Regions from separate parts of the Homo sapiens genome. Here region 2 is linked to region 1. Evidence: read pairs that join two places in POLR2A ChIA-PET (ENCODE). Cell type or tissue: A673. All regions are shown on one strand. Links, peaks and the distances in the headings refer to the core of each region. The heading gives the core; the rest is flanking DNA.

The links. Peaks named below come from ENCODE experiments on the same cell type or tissue, not always from the same donor. Only the 100,000 strongest peaks of a DNase experiment are listed, where the experiment ranks them.
Region 2: POLR2A ChIA-PET joins it to region 1 with 5 read pairs; 7 of 35 experiments call an interaction of 5 or more read pairs at or near these places.

What each region holds. Positions count from the first base shown.
Region 1 is chr11:65,501,372-65,506,748 of GRCh38, reverse strand. MALAT1 (metastasis associated lung adenocarcinoma transcript 1) reads right to left here. Exons shown (of 1, transcript NR_002819.5): 1 at 233-5,377. It also overlaps TALAM1 and MASCRNA. Among named protein-coding and RNA genes, the nearest start is that of MALAT1, 5.0 kb to the right of the region's middle. In A673, for the core only: no CTCF peak of the experiment used is centred there; DNase peaks (open chromatin) are centred at 2,475 and 3,512; H3K4me3 peaks cover 5,000 bases; H3K27ac peaks cover 4,572 bases.
Region 2 is chr11:66,269,926-66,275,302 of GRCh38, reverse strand. RAB1B (RAB1B, member RAS oncogene family) reads right to left here. Exons shown (of 6, transcript NM_030981.3): 2 at 3,434-3,506; 3 at 3,051-3,146; 4 at 2,843-2,938. LOC107984340 (a long non-coding RNA gene) reads left to right here. Exons shown (of 2, transcript XR_001748274.1): 2 at 2,711-3,146. Among named protein-coding and RNA genes, the nearest start is that of RAB1B, 4.0 kb to the right of the region's middle. RefSeq lists an enhancer at 2,218-3,417. In A673, for the core only: no CTCF peak of the experiment used is centred there; no DNase peak of the experiment used is centred there.

The DNA of each region.
Region 1 (5,377 bases), core at 165-5,164:
TTTCTCCCCCAGCCCAGCTCACAGCCAATTACTAAATAGTGGAAAGGAGGCTACTTAAAAAGAAGTTCCCTATTTTCCTGTGGGGGTTACTGGGCTTTTTAGTAGGCCACTCACCCACTACCCTCGCACCAATCCCCCAAAGTCCGTACCCTACTTGAAGATTATGCTGTAATTATGGGTGCTGTGTTTATAGACCACAGATTTAACAGAACAAGCCCACAGAACACCCATCTTTTTTCCCCAATCAAGATTTTTTTATTCACAAAAGAACCACAACAATTTAGAGCTTCTCCATTTTTATTACACAAAATTGTTAAGTTTTCAGCAGTAGGGCTTCTCAAAACACCAGCTGCAGGCTATTACCTGAAAAAGACAAGGCAGTTATATTAGGTTCTCGTGTAAATATGAATATACAATCAAGTCAAGCTCCTGACAAATTATACATCAAGGATGTATATAGTTCAAAGATATTGTGCTGTTACCTCCCACCTCCCCAAAACTCCAAGAACTAGCACCTGCAGAGAAAAGGAGAAATACAGAAAGAGTCCTGAAGACAGATTAGTAGTCAAAGCAAAGACGCCGCAGGGATTTGAACCCCGTCCTGGAAACCAGGAGTGCCAACCACCAGCATCTTTTGCTTTTTTTTTTTTTAAGCTAGAAAAAGGCCAAAAAGCAAAACCTGAGAAAACAATACGTGTTGTTTTCTCAGGAAAAGAAAAACCTTCATGACCCTACTGAAGAGCATTGGAGATCAGCTTCCGCTAAGATGCTAGCTTGGCCAAGTCTGTTATGTTCACCTGAAAAAGTCTTAGCAGAGAATTTTTGCATTCCCACCCAAAAGCCCTCTCAGCCACTCAAATGCCTATCTTCTCCAGTCTACAAGTTACATGTTCCCACCCAGCATTACAGTTCTTGAACATGTTATTTCTCCACTTACTGGTTTAAGTTGGTTTTAGTCACTGGATAAGTATTATAATAGAGCTACTTAGCTGTGGTTTTAATACCCTTCTGTTAACAATTTGCAGGCAAATTAATGGCCTTTTCTAACATAGTTCAACCCACCAAAGACCTCGACACCATCGTTACCTTGAAACCGATTATGGATCATGCCCACAAGGATCCAAGCTACTGGCTGCATCGAGGTGAGGGGTGAAGGGTCTGTGCTAGATCAAAAGGCACGGGGTGGCGATGTGGCAGAGAAGTTGCTTGTGGGGAGACCTTGCTTTTAACAGGCTTCTGGAAAAGCTAGGGAAAAGTGGTTGCCCGCTTTCCCCCTTTCCCTCCCCTTCAAGCACCGCTTGAGATTTGGGCTTTATTATTAAGAGCTGCTATAAAAACAGCTTGCTTAAATGTTAAGAGAAGCCCAGGGGTACTTCAAGCATTCCTTCGGATGCTTCACTCCAGAAAGAGGGAGTTGAGGCAAGTCCTCATTACTAATAAAAATCAGGTGAGGCTGACACTTCTCTTGACCTTAGGATAATAGCGCTTTGTTGTCTCTCCTGCCACAGGAAGGCTCCATGGTTGTCCTACTTTAAGCCTTCGGTGCCTTTAGTGAGGGGTACCTGAAAAATCTTAAAAAAAGGCTTAGCGCCCACCTCACCCCTCCACCCCCACGCCAACACAGTTTGCTCACATGCCAGTTACTCCAGCATAAAGCTGAAATCTATTCAATACTATTGTCCCATAACTGATCTGACTTTGTATGTAAATACAGAAAAAGCTTGTTCACCTGTTTTCCTCATTTTGTCCACTGGTGAATTCAACTGGAAGCTCCTTCTATAGTCTGAAGAATACCATCTGAAAGAACTAGTGGTTCCCAATCCCCACATTTAAAATGGAATGTTTGGTTTATTTAAAGTAAATAGGCTATTTTTTCTTACTGGGTCTGGCTTCTCTGGCCCTTCGCATACGTGTGTCTGCTGAGTGTTCCTGCATGTAAGAATTAAGACCAAGGGAGGGGAGAGAGAAACCCACACATAAACAATGCACTAAAGATCACTGAACTGTTTAAACATTTCCACTTGCCAGTTTAATTTCTTGAAGACTGTTGCTTGTTTGGAATGTTTCTTGTCACTGATTTTAAGGTTGCATCTGGAAAAGACTAAAGGCTTCAGTCCCCTCCCACCACCAGAAATGAACAAAAAGCATTTTACCTAAAAATACACCAGCAAAATGTACTCAGCTTCAATCACAAATACGACTGCTTAAAACTGCAGAAATTTCCTCAACACTCAGCCTTTATCACTCAGCTGGATTTTTTCCTTCAACAATCACTACTCCAAGCATTGGGGAACACAACTTTTAATCATACTCCAGTCGTTTCACAATGCATTCTAATAGCAGCGGGATCAGAACAGTACTGCATTTACTTGCCAACAGAACAGACAGACCTGAAGTCAAGACAACTGCATTCTCTGTGAAGTCTGTAAAAAAAAAAAAAGCTACAACAAGTAAGCCCCACCCCCTCCTCCCATCCCTCCAAATTCCAGGAAAAAAATTTTGAGTATGCTGATAAACTCACTGCAAGGTCTCATACACTCACTAGAACAGAAGGAAGAGCCAAGCACTCATATGCAATTCAAAATCCTGAATGGCTTCATGAAGGATGAAATGCCTCTGCAAAGGAAAATTCTTTAAAACCCCACAGGCACCCCCTCCCTTCCCTATATAAGGTCAATAGTGTAAAACATTGCCTACCACTCTAAGATTGTAAGCATTTAAAGTTAACATGCAAACTTTGGAAATGTGAAAAAGTATTACTCTAATCACTGTCAATTTATAGACCCCTGACTTTCTGGAAATAAAATGTGTAATTACCTTTTACTCTGATCATAATCTCCCACCTGTCTAAGAGGTTATTTATTCCTTATTTAGAGGGCCTCTATTGCCATGTGCCTGGAATTATTATATGCTCATCACTTTATGAAGAATAAAATTTGTCTTTCCTGCCTTAAAGTTACATTCGTTCTTCCGCTCAAATCCTGATCTGGTCCATTAAAGAGTGTTCGCAGACAAAGTTTCTGAAAGATTAGAGAAGAATCCCCCCCAAGATTGCCCCAACACTGAACTACAGACAAACACTATTTTATTTAAATAAGGAGACAGCTTTCTAAAAGTATACATTCTCTAATAAAAATAGTTTATTATTTTGAATGATTTAATGGTTTTCTACACAATTTACATCACAACATGTAAATTTTAGCAGTAACATCTGATTCTAACAGCACATCATGCTATTCCTTTCATAGAGCCTTCAGAGATTCAATGCTAAACAAATTTCCTTAGTTGGCATCAAGGCACTGATCACTTTAGAGGCTTTTAAGAAATTATTTAAAGATGCAAATGCCTCTGAGTGAAGTGTACTATCCCATCACTGAAGCCCACAGGAACAAGTCCTACAATTTTAAAAAGGCTCGATGGAAAAATTTCTCAATCCTGAAATCCCCTAGGGAAGGGGTCAGGAGAAAGTGCCATGGTTGATATTTAAGAACTCCACAGCTCTTAAAAATAAGCACTTATCCCTAACATGCAATACTGCAGATGCAAGTTAAACTTATCTGTTAACAGCTGCCTGCTGTTTTCTGCTCCCAGATGAAATGAAGCAACTCTTCTGATAACGAAGAGATACCTGTCTGAGGCAAACGAAACATTGGCACACAGCACAGCCTCCTCAATCCACTTGATCCCAACTCATCTCTCATTTATTTCGGCTTCTTTTATTCCAGGATTAATGTAGTGTAACATTTTCATTTCTTTTCGCTTTTATTCTGCTTTTGTAAAAGCAGTATTTTGAGATGGACATTGCCTCTTCATTGTATTTCTCATCAATTCATTATTTTTGTGGTTATAGCTTGACAAGCAATTAACTTTAAAATGGTAGATTCCGTAACTTTAAATTGGTAGCTTTCATTTGCTTAAAATTTTTTGGCATATGCAGATAATGTTCTCATCAGTAGTAAGAATCTCAGGGTTATGCTTATTCCCCAATGGAGGTATGACATATAATCTTTTCTGCCTTTACTTATCAATTCACCAAGGAGCTGTTTTCTCTGCATCTAGGCCATCATACTGCCAGGCTGGTTATGACTCAGAAGATGTTATCTGAAAAAAGTCTATAGAAAAAAAAAAAGTTTCCCCTCCCTCATCAACAAAAGCCCACCCTCTAAGAGACATTCAAGCTGAACTATCACAATTCTTAATCAGTTACAATTTACAAACAGATAAGTTTAAAATAAACAATTTACAAAATTTTTGAAGCATACCTTAACATCTTGTTTTGCAGTTAAACAATGGAAAAGTATTTCTCCTACACTAAAAAAAAACTTGCTTACACACAACTGAAAATAGAATCTTACTTGATAATACAAAAGCTACCATCAGAAGAAATCCCTTCAGGATCATTAAGCCACTTCCTTTGCTCTGCAGTTTCTATAGTAGTTTTAAATTATTATTAAATCACCTGAAAAAAATTCCAAAAGAGAACCACACACTACCATATCCAAACAACTTTTGCATTTCCCATAATTGTAGTTAATGTCAGCCCAGTAGGCCAGACCAACCCCCAGTTCAATACTTTCCTTCCCCAAAAGCTCTATACTTTGAAGGAAAACAGATACAGTATCAAATTATGACACTTTCCTTGCCCAAATTAATGCACTGGTACACCCAGTGGCTCATATTTAACTTCCCCCAGCTTCCCAATTCAAACTGGGGGGAAAAAAACTAAATCATTGGGAGTTACTTGCCAACTTGGAAGTTGATATTTCTTTACTTTTTCCATTCTAAGACTTTAAGTTCTCTGGCATGAGTTTATCTGCAATCATAAACTAAACAATTACCTAAACCCACCCCACCAATCCCAACCGTAACAGGCCACTGCCAACTAATTGCCAATATTTGCCCCTCCCCTTTAATAAAACTTTTAAGAAGTCACATTATTGGAAAACTTAACTTCAACATTTGGCCTACTCAAGCTCTTCTGAAGTTCTCCTGAGATGACTGAATATGAACCAAAGCTGCACTGTGCTGTACTTTTCAGCTTCAACTGGGAATACTCTTCCAAGGATAAAAGCAGCTCCAGTCCCTGAAGGTGTTCGTGCCAACAGCACAGCGGTACACTCCTTCTCTAACCCAGTTTGTCAATAGTACTATAGCATCTGTGGAAAATCTTAGAAAAAAACATTTTCTCCCCCACCCTCTCTCTTCCCTGTTAAGACCATCCCAAAATGCTTCAAGTAAAAAATAACAAGTTTAAGGGGTTAAGCACTTTTAAAGTCTGATTAAGGGGGTGGGGGGAAAAAAGAGTAACTACCAGCCATTTCTCCAATGGACATCTCTTCCACAGACCTCAACGTGAGAACTGCTCTAGTTTCTATAA
Region 2 (5,377 bases), core at 1-5,000, 770 kb before region 1:
TTCATCCTACTTTTGGCACCAACAGCCTCATTACTTGGCTTCAGACTCTCCCAGCACTTGCGCCCCTACCCCACACACAAAGGACAGGACTTTCAGGAAAGTGCTCAAGCTAGGGCCACTTATACTCCTTAGGAGCCAGAAGCCTGGTCATATCACACTGGCTCAAACTTAGACCTCTTGCCATGTTCCAAGTTGGGTCCTGTGCTAAGTGCTGGGGACAAAGGGGGAAATCATACTTGGGCCCTGCCCTAACACATTCACGGGACAGTAGATGAATAGACCAGGCCACACACAAGGGCAAAACAGGTTAGAAGGCAGGGGCTGGGGAGCCCCCAGACCACCTCTGCTTGAGGTGGGAGCAACAGTGGACCTAAGCCTGCAGGTGGGAACTGGCCTTGTGCAGGAGAGGTGCCAGCTGGGGAGCCAGCATGTGCCAGGTCACTGAACGGGAGGGGCATGGTGTGTCTGGGGAATGGGAGGAAATGGAATGTTGCTGGGATGCAGACACTCAACAGGGAGGGGGGACAGGGAGGGGGAATGGGGGAGTGGGGAGGAGAAAGGCAAGAGGGGAGAGGGGGAAGAGGGGAGGAAAGAGGGGGGATTGGGGAGAGGCCAGAGCACAGACTGTCTTAGCATGGCTAAGTCTTGGACTTAGACCAGGAGCCAGTGGGCGTTTCTTAGGCCAGAAGCAACAGGATCACACCTATGCTAGTCCTGACAGGAGGCAGAGCCCAGATCAGAATAGCAAGATAGAGACCAACTGGGAATGGCTGGAATAACTCAGGGAAGAGAACGTGCACTGAGCCAGGGAAGCACACAGGATTTAGTCAGACCACTGCTGCTGAAGGCCTGGCTCAGCCATTTACTGTGTGACCCCAGGTATGTTACCTGACCACTCTGAGCCTCAGTTTCCTCATTTCTATAAACAGTACCTCCTAGAAGGGCTGATTGTGAGCATGAAGAGAATGAACACAGGCTTGTCTCATAACAAGTGCTTAATTGGCAAGAGCTGCTATTATCCTCATCACTGCTATTATTATGAGGGGACAGATTTCAGAAAGATGATGGGGAGAGAATAGAGGGGACTCGAGACTGACTGGATGGGGGAGGGAAGAGTTTTCTGGTCAGGCTGACAAGGATTGTGTCACAAAGATGGGGATGCAGCTGGGGCATGGTGGTGTGTGTCTATAGTCCCAGTGACTTAGGAGACTGAAGCAGGAGGATCCCTTAAGCCCAGGAGGTTGAGGTTACAATGAGCTATGATCACACCACTGCACTGCAGTCTGGGTGACAGAGTGAGACCCCATGTCTTAAAATAAATAAAAATATTAAAAATGGGGATAGAGGCGCTGGTTTGGGGAGAGACAGTGAGGCCAGCGCTGGACATCTGAGTTCTGCAGAGGCTGCTTGAGGGTGGGAAAGGGTGTGCTCAAAAGCCAAGAGCCCTCCAAAACTGGCTTTGCCCTTCCCGTGAGACCGGTGGCAAGTTACTTAACACCTCTCCAAGCAAGTTTCCTCATCTAGAAAACACAAACCTCACCATTTAGTTTACTAGAGAAGATCATGAAGATCAGGATTAATACAGACACAAAGTGCCAGTGTAGACATGGACAGAGGAGGGAAGCCACAGCCACGGCTGTTAGATGCAGGAATCACAGAACACAAGGCAGAAGCAAACCACAGAGTGGCCGCAGCCATGCACAAGAGTAAGGAGGAGAGTCCAGGGCAGTGGGGAAGCACCAAACACAGGGTGATGGGAGGCAGCACTGGACAGACCAGCAAATAGACACTGACAATAGAGAATCGAGTGCTGCAGGAGACTGAGGAGCGGGGGATGGTCCACTTTTCAAGGAGAGAGAAGAGAGCAGTGTCCAAAGCCACGAGAGGTCAATGTGCTGAAATAAGATCACTGGATATATGGCAGTCAGGTGGGCCCTGGTAACTTGTCTGGGTGGTATGTAGCTTCCCCACAGCTCGTCCAGAGCTGGGGACATCATGAGTCCCTGGTGAGCTAAAGAGCCCGGCTGCTCCTCAGACAGGGACTCTTCCCGGCCCACGGCTGATTTAAGCTTCTCCTTATCTTCAGGGATTGGCCCTGTTAAGCAACAACATTTGGTAGAAAAAACAAAGCAGGTGGAATGAGCCATCCAGGCTTTCTGCCTCTGCCACCGGACTAGCTGAAGGACCCTCGGCAAGTCACCTCACCATCCTGAGCCCAGCTCCTTACCTGTGCGATGGGAACACAGACCTCTTCTGAGCATCAGAGGCAATCTGAGGGCTGGGCCAGGTTCTGTAAACTATAAGGTTTCATGGAACCATTTCCAGCCCTTGCTACCACCACTGCTAGTCACATGGGACTAACGCTGCTGCTGGAGGCAGAGCTTCTGGATCTCTGCTCACATTGGGCCCAGAGCTCAAGCTTCCCTGCTTCTTTGTCTAAGGCCCTCTAATTGTCCCCCTGCACTGTGTCTTCACACAGGAAGCCACAGGCCCAGCATAGCAGCCAACCGCCTGACTAAACTCCCACAACACAAAGGTGCCCAGAAGGTCTACAATAAGGTGGCAAGTTTGGCTTGGTGGGGAGGGAAGGTGTGAGGCCTTGTCCTGCCAGAACCTGCAGCAGGGCCTTCAGAGGATCCATTTCTGTGGCTGTTTCCCTCCTTGTGAAATGAGTCCAAGTACAGTCACCTATTTTTTTTCTTTTTCCTAGTTAGTTCCTGTAAGCAGACAAATAGTGTCCTTTCCAGGAAGCATCAGGAAAGAGAGGATGGAAGGAGGAAAAAGAAGAGTCAAAGACCTAAGGCTAAGGAGGCCAAGCTGAGGATGGCTAGTCCAGGAGTACCTGGTCAGTGACGTCATACACCACGATGATGCCATGAGCCCCCCGGTAGTAGCTGGAAGTGATGGTCCGGAACCGTTCCTGGCCCGCTGTGTCCCACTAGGAGACAGTAGGCAGAGGAGCAGGTCAGCTGAGGTCCAGAGTCCCAGAGTCCCTTCCCTCCCAAGGTGGATACCTCTGTACTGGGGATTTTGGGAAGAGCGACACTCACGATCTGAAGTTTGATAGTTTTGCCATCCAGCTCGATGGTTCGGATCTTGAAGTCCACCCCGATGGTGCTGATGTAGCTCTCTGTGTACGTGTCATCCTGAAAGTTCAGGGGCCAATGAAATCATGGGAGTTAATGAGGTGAGGCCCACTTGGAGAGCCTCCCTCCAGTTCCCTGCCCCAGCTGGGTCTCCGAACCACCAAGCCCCAATTCCCAGCACTCAGCTGGCCAGCCCTGTCTTGTTCAGGGCAGATGTGCTGGTGGCAGGTCTTACAGCTTCACCCCTGGTTCCCAGATCTTGCAACTACTGTGCTCTGTGTTGTCCCTTCTCCCCCCAGCTGCCAGTCAGGACCCCAGGTGGATGGTATGGGAGGCTTCTTACTCACAGCAAACCGCAGGAGCAGGCATGACTTGCCCACGCCTGAGTCGCCAATCAAAAGCAGCTTAAACAGGTAGTCACTGGAGAGAGAAGATGGGAAGGCGTGAAGGGAGGCAGGGAGCCCACCTACCATCATCCTGGAGTCACAATTACAGGATTCCCCCACCCCATGAGGCATCCCTTGGTTTATTTTTATTTTTTTTTTAGCAATAAGGTCTCACTCTGTCACCCAGGCTACAGTGCACTGAAGTGATCACGGCTCATTGCAGCCTCTACCTTGCGGGCTCAAAGTGATCTTCCCACCTCAGCTTCCTGCGTAGCTGGGACTTCAGGTGTCCACCACCACCACCACTTCTAGCTAATTTTTTTTTTTTTTTTTTTTTTTTTTGAGACTGAGTTTTGCTCTTGTTGCCCAGGCTGGAGTGCAATGGCGCGATCTTGGCTCACTGCAACCTCTGTCTGCCGGGTTCAAGCAATTCTCCTGCCTCGGCCTCCCGAGTAGCTGGGATTACAGGCACCTGCCACCATGCTTGTCTAAGTTTTGTATTTTTAGTAGAGACAGGGTTTCACCATGTTGGCCAGGCTGGTCTCGAACTCCTGACCTCAGGTGATCCACCTGCCTTGGCCTCCCAAAGTGCTGGGATTACAGGTGTGAGCCACCACACCCGGCCCCTGGCTAATCTTTTCATTTTTTGTAGAGATGGGGTCTCACTATGTTGCCCAGGCTGGTCTCAAACTCCCGGGTTCAATTGATTCACCTGCCTTGGCCTCTGAAAGTGCTGGGATTACAGGGGTGAGCCACTGCGCCTGGCCATCCCTTGGTTTAGAATACTATGGTGCTCACCAGATCTTCCCAACAGTCCCGGTCAGGGAGGGCTGATGCCTCCCTCCACAAACAGCTAGCCCAAAGGGCTCTCAGCTTGCTGAGTCTAAATTCTCACTTTATGGAGAAAGAAATCAAGACACGTGACCTGCCAAGGCAACAGAGCTGGGTATCCTAACCTGATTTCTGAAACTTCATGGTTTGGTCCAGTAGGAGCTATTTAGGGAATCCCCAGTACATGCCCTGCGTGTGCCTAGCTTGGCAGAGAAGGCCCCAGAAGTAGAAGCCAGGGCCCAGCCTAGAACCTATTAAGTTGAAAACCCACGTAGAGAGACTGATGGCTGGGTGCTGTGGCGTGTGCCTGTGGTTCCAGCTACTGGGGAGGCTGAAACAGGAGGAGGATCCTTGGAGCCTAGGAGTGTATGACCAGCCTGGGTGATGCAGCACAACCCCGTCTCTCTTTTCTTTTGTTTTTTCGAGACAGAGTCTCGCTCTCTCACCAGGCTGGAGTGCAGTGGCACGATCTCGGCTCACTGCAACGTCCGACTCCCTGGTTCAAGTGATTCTCCTGTCTCACCCTCCAGAGTGGCTGGGATTACAGGCATGCGCCACCATGACTAGCTAATTTTTGTATTTTTAGTAGAGACGGGATTTCACCATGTTGGCCAGGATGGTCTCGATCTCCTGACCTCGTGATCCACCCACCTCGGCCTCCCAAAGTCCTGGGATTACAGGCCTGAGCCACCGCACCCGGCTAACCCCATCTCTTTGGAGACAACAACAACAACAACAACAACAACAACAACAACAACAACAACAAAAACCTGTTATGAAGTCACCAGGAAGAGGTGGTCAAGTTGCAGTGAAAATTGCACTTAAGGCTGGGTGCAGTGACTGACACCTGTAATCCCAACACTTTGGAAGCCCGAGGCACGAGAATCATTTAAGCCCAGGAGTTTGAGATCAGGCTGGGAAACATATCGAGACCCTGTCTTTACAAAAAATTAAAAAATGTGCCAGGTGTGGTGGTGTGCCTCTGTATTCCCAGCTACTCAGGAGGACAAGGCAGGAGGACTGCTTCAGCCCAAGAGTTGGAGACTGCAGTGAGCCATCGTCACGCCACTGCAC